Linked DNA regions of Homo sapiens: regions 1 and 2 are each linked to region 3. A link is a contact called in ENCODE Hi-C or POLR2A ChIA-PET data. All regions are on one chromosome and are shown on one strand. The core of a region is the stretch at or near the end of the contact, and the rest is flanking DNA. Distances in the headings are between cores, read along the strand shown.

Region 1 (2,700 bases), core at 133-2,632, 440 kb after region 3:
ACCACTCTCTTAAAAGGAAAATAAGAACTCCTAAAACAGCCCTCCTCCCAAAAAAAAGGAAGTGGACCTTTCTGGGTTCCCTGGTTTACTAACTGGGCCTTTGGAGCTGTTCTCCTGACCAAGCCAACCCCATAACCACTCAAAAGGGATTTCCGTAGGTAGAACTTGCAAATGGTTAATGAATCAATGCCTTCTCCATAAAGCAAGACCCAAGGAATTACAGCAGTGAACAACGGTGGGGATACTGGATCCCCCAGAGGGTTCCATAAACGTTCTGCTTACAAGGAGGATTAAAGTTCTCGATGCCACTCTCTGGGACCCTGTCTTGATCCTCAGAATCTCAACCCTGTGGGGAGAGCAGGGTGGCTGTCTTACTACCAGACCCACTGATCAGAAAACGGAGGCTCCAGGAGGTATCTTGCTTGCCAAGAATCAAACCAGGGCCACCCAGTCCAGTCCTGTCTCCTTTTGTGCTGGCATCATTCTCCAGCTTGGCCAAGCTCAGAGGCAAGGCAAGGCAAGGCTGCAGCTTTAAGGGTTTAAGAGAGGAGACAGCCACTTTCATTGAAACAGCCCCAAACTCCTTATTAGTGGTCACCAGTTTACACAAGGGTAACTCGTTTTGAAAAACAATACGCAGAAAGTCGAAGTCAATCAAGCTCACTGAAACCTCTACTCTCCTCCCCCTGGCGCCCAAGAGACCTTGAACTCTTACCCAATTGCTCCCCCGATCTAAGGGTGTCCCGGCTCCCCCAGGAGATCCGGGTACCTGTGTTGTGGGGGCCGCCGAGACACCTGACTGCGAGGGGCACTGCCCTCAGGGATGCAGGCCGGGCTGGGGGGCTCCCGTGATCCATCGACTCAGCCCACCTGATGCTGCAGGGTTAGATTCGGGTCCCATGAGCATGCATCGAGCGCCTCTCACGTTAGGTACCCCCAGAATTCGCTGCCTCCCGAGGCCCATTCATCGTACAGATGGGGAAACTGAGGCTCGGAGAGTTAAAGTGGCTTAGCCCGTGGGGGGCGGCGGCGCGGGGACTGGACCCCGAGCCCTGAGATACCGAGCCCTAACCCTCAGCCGAGGGCCTGCCGGGCTCTCTCGGCCCAAGCTGTGGAAAAGTCGACCCTCAGGCCGCCGCGGGAGATCAGCTCTAGGGGAAGGGCGACGCGGAGGAGGGCCGGGGTGGGAGCCATGCCTTCCGCCCGAGCGTCGGGCCAGACGCGCAGTGCCCAGGCCCGAGGGCCCACCCCGACGCAGAGAGCCAGGCGGCCGCGGTGAACTGAGGCGCCCGGCAAACCCCGAGTCTTGGGGCCCGACCTCACCCACCCCGCCGTCGCCGCGAAAGATAGCACTCACCGCTGGCAGCCCGGCTGCTCTCTGCGGGCACCTGGGCAGGGCTCAGGCCCACACCACTGAGGCGCTACCACCGCCTTCGCCGGCCGCGGGGGTGGGGGCGTGGCCATTGGGCCGCCGCCCCGCCCACTCGAGCCGCGCGTGCATTCCCGGAGCCCCGCGCTTCCCCCTGCAAATTTGCGCTCTTGGTACGGCCCGGCCCGGCCACGCCCCCTCGCGGCTCGGCTGGGTCGCCCGGCAGAGAAATGAAAGTGCGTGGTTCCGGGGGTGGCGGAGTCGCCTGGAGACGGCGGCTGCGGCTTCTACAGCTCGGACCCTGCAGGTCACCGGGCCGGCTGCCCACCTTCCCGGGGATCACTGCAGAACTGTGGCTGTGCGCCCGCCGGTCTAGCCTCCTCCTTCGGGCCGCCGCTTGCTTGTGATCGCCACATTGTCTCCTCCACGGCCCTGTTTCCTCACCTGAAATTGGCGAGGCTTCAGGCCCAAGTCGTCTCCCTGGGTTCCCTCCATCCAGCCTGACGGCGGAGGGCGCGCGTTTGTTTTTAGAGACAGGGTCTCGTTCTGTCGCCCAGGCTGGATTGCAGTGGTGCAGTCACAGCTCACTGCAGCCTTCAACTCCTGTGCTCAGGCGATTCTCCCACTTCAGCCTCCCAGTAGCTGGGACTACAGGCGCGCCACCACACCTAGCTAATTTTATTTTATTTTATTTGCAGAGATGCGGTCTCGCTATGATGCCCAGGTTGGTCTCGAACTGGTCTCAAGTGATCCTCCCTCCTCGGCCTCTCAAAGCGCTGCGATTACAGGCGTGAGGTCCCACACGCTGCCTAGAGCTCGCTTTTGAAGGCCGGCCTGTTGGGGGTGGGAAGTGACCAAGCAGGAGGCAAGCCCTGGATGGAAGAGGAGTGGGGGGATACAGAGAGCTTCTGGGGTTTGAAAAGTCTGGCAGCCTTGGTTGGGGAGTGAAGCCCACCTCTGCCTCCTGCTATGGTTTCTACTTTACAGGGTCATGAAGATTAAGTGGTATAACCTTTGTTCCTAAAGGATTTAGAGCACGGCATTACTAAGTGTTCTCATCGCCATTGTTATTATTACTACTACTACTATTATTACTAGCTGTGCTGTGAATTCCTTTTGCAACACTGTGCAACTCACTTCTCTCAGAGCCCCTTCTCCATCTTTTAAAAATAGCCCAGGCACGGTGGCTCACGCCTGTAATCCCAGAACTTTGGTAGGCTGAGGTGGGCGGATCACCTGAGGTCAGGAGTTCGAGACCAGCCTGACCAACATGGCAAAACCCCGTCTCTACTAAAAATACAAAAATTAGCTGGGCATGGTGGCGGGTGCCT
Region 2 (2,835 bases), core at 307-2,806, 270 kb before region 3:
GATTTTTTTCTTAAGCAACACAGTCCCCCCTCCGCCCCCCCCCCTTTTTTTTCAAATTAAGTCTTATGTGAAATCACAGTATATTAAATAGAAGAATTACTTTGGCACTGGGTTGGGGAGGATCTGGAACCCAAACTGCACCTTCTTCTCATCTCTCTGAGTTGCCCCAGAGGCATCTATACCTTTCCAACTTTTCTATCCCCAAAACACCCTAATCTCCAGCGATACTGAACAATTCCATCTCTGGACTTCTGCACAGTGCTCCTTCATCTTCCTTGAACCTGCCAGACCTCTCAGCTCCAGGAGCACTTCCCTGCCTTCCTTCCCCTTTATCACAACTTTTTTTTTTTTTTTTTTTTTTTTGAGATGGACTCGCTCTGTCGTCCAGGCTGGAGTGTGCAGTGGCATGATCTCGGCTCACTGCAACCTCCACCTCCCGGACTCAAGCAATTCTCCTGTCTCAGCCTCCCGAGTAGCTGGGACTACAGGCACGCGCCACCATGCCCAGCTAATTTTTGTATTTTTAGTAGAGACGGGGTTTCACCATATTGGTCAGGCCGGTCTTGAACTCCTGACCTCAGGTGATCCGCCCGCCTCCGCCTTCGAAGTGCTGGGAATACAGGCATGAGCCACTGCGTCTGGCCTCTTTTTTTGTTCCCGTTATCACACTGATAACATTGAATTGCAATCTTTTACTTACACATCTTCCTTACTAAACAGAGCTTATAAAGATCAGAGATCCTCTATTTTCCCCCTTAATCTCTTTAATGTATATAAACAATGGAATGAATAAATCAATGAATGAATGTCTGAGGAAACTTAACTACACCAAAGTGTATTGGCAGACTACCAGACTTTTTAAACAGCTTTATGAAGATATAATTCACAAACCATACAGTTCATAGGGTGGTGCAACCGCCAACACGATCTAATTTTAAACTATGTTTATGCTGCTACGAGAAAGCCTATACCCATAAGCAGTCATTTTCTATTCCCCACCCCCAAACCCACTCCTTAGCCCTAGGCAACCACTAATCTACTTTCTCAGACCGATAACTTTAGCATAGGTATAAATCGATCACAGAGCCTCAAAATCCACCCGATGTCTGGGCCATGATGTGAAATTTGGTAGGTAATCGTCCCACGTTATCAACTTGTAAAGTAGAAATGGAAGTGGGGGGGAAAACTCAGCCGCCAGTGGCGTTTGTGAAAAGCACCTGGTAACAGGCTGTGCTGGAGGGGAGTTCAGCCCCTAGAAAAGATCACGGATTAGGAATTACATAAGCATAGGTCTCGGGCCCTTTTATTTTGGACGCGATCCTTTCACGGGATCGCCTCCGGATGGGAGCCGGATGGGATCCCGGACGGGATCGTCTCGCTGGGAGCCATGCGGGAAACCGCAAGAGTCAGAAACAGGCGTTGAAGGCAGGCAGCATTTTCCAAAACAGCTGTGTCTCGGGAGCTGCCGGGCTGTAGCGTCTCCCCGAGTCGCGCGCGCATGACGTGGCGGGCGCGCGATGACGCGACGCGTGGCGCGGTGCACGCTGGGATATTTAAGTCTCCTCCGCGGCGCGGAGCCGCGATGTCTCCGGCGGCTGCGGCGGCTGGAGCAGGCGAGCGGCGGCGGCCGATAGCGAGTGTCAGGGCCGGCCGGGGCGGCGCTTCTCGGCCTGTCGCTGGTCGGCCTCCTACTGTACCTCGTGCCTGCTGCGGCTGCGCTGGCCTGGCTGGCCGTGGGGACTACCGCGGCCTGGTGGGGACTGAGCCGCGAGCCCCGAGGTTCGCGCCCCTTGTCCTCCTTCGTTCAGAAGGCGCGACATCGGCGAACACTGTTCGCTTCGCCTCCGGCCAAGTCGACAGCCAACGGAAACCTCCTAGAGCCGCGGACCCTGCTCGAAGGACCTGACCCTGCCGAACTGCTCCTCATGGGCAGTTACCTGGGCAAGCCCGGGCCGCCGCAGCCCGCCCCCGCTCCGGAGGGCCAGGACCTGCGGAATAGGCCTGGCCGCCGCCCGCCCGCCCGGCGCCGCGCTCCACACCGCCCTCCCCGCCGACCCATCGCGTTCACCACTTTTACCCCTCTCTCCCCACTCCTCTTCTCCGACCCTCCGGGAGGCCTTCCCCACGGTGAGATGCGCTGATTTTCCCAGATCATCCTTTGGCTCGGCTGGCTTGAAATCGAGGACTTTTAAATCCGATTTGCTTTTTCATCAAATCCGAAGGGAATTGTGTGTGGTTTTGCCCTCCTTAACACCTTGGTGTGTGCCAGCCGTCTCCTGGCCTCTGACTCTTGCTTGGTGTGAGATGTGTTGCCAAAACGATTCCCTTCTTTCCAGTTCTAAAAACTCCCCGAATTTTAGTGCAGTCTAGATTTAGTCTAGATTTAGATTTTCCCTCTCAAATTGTTGCAATCCATTGTTGAGACAGCTGTTAAGCAGCTGTCACTCTCTGCTCTTAGATGGAATAGGGGAAAGTTGCCATAAAAACAACGTGTTCTGTGTTGCGTAGAAAGAGACTTAAGTTCTTTGGAAAATGTCTTAACTGGTGGGTTTTTAACCGTCTAAAATTTTGACATTCTTTTATACTTTGTTTCCATGATTTGTCTCGCATTCTCTGCAGGGATCGTGGGACTTTACCAGATCGGTTTGTAATAACACCTCGAAGACGCTATCCGATCCATCAGGCCCAGTATTCCTGTCCGGGGGTACTTCCCACAGTGTGCTGGAATGGTTATCACAAGAAGGCTGTGCTGTCCCCTCGCAACTCCAGGATGGTGTGTAGCCCAGTGACTCTGAGGATCGCCCCTCCTGACAGAAGATTTTCGCGTTCTGCGAT
Region 3 (2,896 bases), core at 87-2,586:
TATTTTCTTGGGCAGGGATTTTTGTCTGTTTTGTTCACTACTGTACCTCGTGGCTTAGAATAGGGCTTGGAACACAGTAGCTTCTCATAGATAATTGTTGAATACATAAAGTAAATAAAATGTGCAGTCAAAACTATCAGGCCTGCAGGCATGGTGGCTCACATCTGTAATCCCAGCACCTTGGGAGGCCGAGGCGTGAGGATCGCTTGAGCCCAGGAGTTCGAGACCAGCATGGGCAACAAAGCTAGACCCCCGTCTCTACAAAAAAGCAAAACAAAGCAAAAAAACCCATGCTATCTGCAAGCTATGTGGAATAATATGAACGAGAATATATCAGCGTGACCTCAGTAGGTATGTATGTCTTAGGAGGGGAGAGAAGGGCTGGACAACCAAGCCCTAGACGCAGCCCAGTTAGATGTGGAGTAGGCTCCTGGTAGCTGAACTCAATCTTTAGCACTCCACCCTGGAGAGGAAGAAGGGGTTCTCCAGGGTCAGCCAGCAGACAGCTGCATCCTTTCTGGAAATCAACCACTGTGGCCAGCCGGTATTTGTCGTTCGTCCATGTTTTCACCTATTCAGGCCCAAGAGCCTCAAGGTGGGGTGGGGGGTTTAATGGAAGCTCGTAGGGGGTGGAGGTGACAGTCCCCAGGGTCTGGCCCCTTAATTCGGCCATCCCGCGGGCAGGCACCACACTGAGAGTCTGGATCTACAATGGACGCGCCTCCTGTCCTTCCCCCACCACGACCTGCTACGTGATCTCGGAAACAGGGTCTAGGACTGAGGCCCCTGCCCCCTCCTCTCGTAATTTCCCGGAGAATATGGGGCGGGGCGGTGAATCAGCACTCGCAGGGACTGATGCAGCCCTGATCCCCGCCAGGGGTCCCCAGCGGCCTCGGGATTCGAAGCACCCCCCCCCGTCCTCCTGCGCCTGCGCGCTATGTCCGCTGGGAGTTGTAGTCTTGACCGCCCCTTTGTCCTTGGTCTCCTCAGCGCCTCAGTGCACTGCAGGTTACACTACAACTCCCAGGGGCCCATGCGTCCGAGGGCTGGCGGGGCGGGAGGCTCAAGGGGGAGGCGTAAGGGGGCGACTGGAGAAGCTGGGGTGAGGGAACTGGGGAGTGAAGTGAAAAAAGGGGAGAGTGGGGGCGCAGTGGGAAAGGACGGGGTGCCCGGAAGACGCGCAGTGAGCCCAGCTGGGGAGCGGGGAGTTCTAGCCGCGGCCGGGCTCGGGCGGGGCATGGGCGGGGCTTGCGGACGGGTGGGCGGGGCCTGCCTTCGTCATGCGGCGTGGGCGGGGCCGCAGGGGGTTGTCCGTCAGTGGCACGCACAGCAGCCGCAGCCGCCTCGCGCCCGGTCCCGCGGTCGCAGCTCCAGCCGCCTCCTCCGCGCAGCCGCCGCCTCAGCTGCTCGCTCTGTGGGTCGGTCCTCTCCGGCACTTGGGCTCCAGTCGCGCCCTCCAAGCCCTTCAGGCCGCCCCAGTGTCCTCCTCCTTCTCCGGCCAGACCCAGCCCCGCGAAGATGGTGGACCGCGAGCAACTGGTGCAGAAAGCCCGGCTGGCCGAGCAGGCGGAGCGCTACGACGACATGGCCGCGGCCATGAAGAACGTGAGTGTCTCCTCCCCTCCCCCGCCGCTCCCTGCCCCTCCGAAGACGCGGTCCTTGGCGTGGAAGGCCCGGGGCTTCGTCGCCCTGTCGCGATGGCGGGTTGACCGCCCCGTCTCGCTCACTGAGGGGGGCTGGGGAGGGTCCCGAGAGGCGACGGGAACCCGGGCTGTGACGCGGCCTCTTTTCGGAGTCCCCGTGGCCCCGCGGCGCTGCCATTCAGGCCCGGCGCGGGCGCGGGCCGGGGCGAGGTCCCGCGGGGCTGGACTTGGGAGCGGGGTCTCCGGCCCCCGCGGCTCTAGGGGTGCAGGGGACCCGAGCGGGGAGGCGTGCGCATCCTTTGTGCCCCACTTCCCCCCTCCTCCTAGCCTGGGCGTGGGGGCGGGGGACCGCATGGATGCGGTTCCTCTTTCTCTCCCTGGTGTCTGGGCGGCGCCTTTCCCATTCACTCAGCAGGTCTCCCGGTTTTCCACCTCCCCAGCCCCCCCAGAATCTTCCCCACTGTCTGTCCCGACACATCCCTGAGAATCTTCCCAGAAACATTGTATAGGGTCTCTTGAAAACCTGAGCTCCGTGGTGCAAAATCGAAACCACCTTGCTCACGTTTTTCTTAACAAAAGGCTCTTCTTTCTCCATTCGCCCAAAGCAAGTCCTCCGGCTTTTAGGAAGGGAGAACGTTTGTCTCGCTAGCGTTTTCATTGATCATTCTCAACATGTCATCTCCATTTTATTCCCTAATGTTTTTGTATTGAAAAGGGTAGGTATTGCCTGTAAAATTAAAAGGTGGTGAATGTAGCTGACTGGTTCGATTCGTGTGACATATGCCGTTTCTTTTTTGAATACAGGCACGCGTCTGTTGAAATTCCTATAAGTTGGGGGAAAAAATATTCTGTCTGATCTGATAGTGCAAACAAAGCCGTGGTGAGAGGCAGTATCAAGTCATTCCAGAAGATTCTGCATTTGTCATATTGCAGAGAGCCTAGACTGGGTGGAGGCTGGGAGGAGTTATTTTAAAGGGGAAAAAGTCTTTTTAAAAATTTTTGGTTGTTAGATGCATCTGAGGCTTTTTTTTGTTTAAGCGAGTACATCTTCATGCTGATGAAAAGAGAATACCGATCGCCAGTTGTCGCATTTTGTCTGGGTTGCAGATTCATCCCTGTATTGCACCATTTTGTCAGTAACACCACATTTATCTAATGGGCTGTCAACCAGTTTGATATTAGAGGAGGGGGAAGTATTGAGCATTATGAAATGAAAGGTAGAAAATTAATCTAATGATTTCGGGCCCCCACTA

What was found. A loop is a pair of places that touch in the nucleus more often than their neighbours do. ChIA-PET counts read pairs that join two places held with the same protein, here RNA polymerase II (POLR2A). Pooled maps may share reads with other maps.
Region 1: a loop to region 3 is called in a map of CD4-positive, alpha-beta memory T cell, with 21 times the contacts of the local background. The contact joins the promoter of POR here to the promoter of YWHAG in region 3. A Hi-C loop is called at or near these places in 2 of 168 maps with a recorded cell type or tissue (CD4-positive, alpha-beta memory T cell and naive thymus-derived CD4-positive, alpha-beta T cell) and 12 of 50 pooled maps. POLR2A ChIA-PET finds 5 or more read pairs at or near these places in 2 of 52 experiments (CD4-positive, alpha-beta T cell and activated T-cell).
Region 2: a pooled map shows a loop between it and region 3 (11-fold over the local background). The contact joins the promoter of POMZP3 here to the promoter of YWHAG in region 3. A Hi-C loop is called at or near these places in 2 of 50 pooled maps. POLR2A ChIA-PET finds 5 or more read pairs at or near these places in 2 of 52 experiments (activated T-cell and naive thymus-derived CD4-positive, alpha-beta T cell).

The regions. Positions count from the first base shown.
Region 1 is chr7:75,913,837-75,916,536 of GRCh38, reverse strand. POR (cytochrome p450 oxidoreductase) reads right to left here and starts at 1,382. Exons shown (of 16, transcript NM_001395413.1): 1 at 1,358-1,382. MIR4651 (microRNA 4651) reads right to left here and starts at 1,340; the gene lies at 1,268-1,340. LOC124901680 (a long non-coding RNA gene) reads right to left here. Exons shown (of 2, transcript XR_007060393.1): 2 at 2,043-2,241. RefSeq lists a silencer at 1,175-1,664 and an enhancer at 1,925-1,974.
Region 2 is chr7:76,626,000-76,628,834 of GRCh38, reverse strand. POMZP3 (POM121 and ZP3 fusion) reads left to right here and starts at 1,556. Exons shown (of 7, transcript NM_012230.5): 1 at 1,556-2,127; 2 at 2,620-2,835. The coding sequence starts at 2,771. It overlaps LINC03009 (long intergenic non-protein coding RNA 3009), which reads right to left. Exons shown (of 3, transcript NR_029411.1): 3 at 853-2,835.
Region 3 is chr7:76,357,431-76,360,326 of GRCh38, reverse strand. YWHAG (tyrosine 3-monooxygenase/tryptophan 5-monooxygenase activation protein gamma) reads left to right here and starts at 1,336. Exons shown (of 2, transcript NM_012479.4): 1 at 1,336-1,605. The coding sequence starts at 1,519. RefSeq lists silencers at 1,002-1,411, 1,732-1,931, 2,015-2,205 and an enhancer at 1,261-1,907.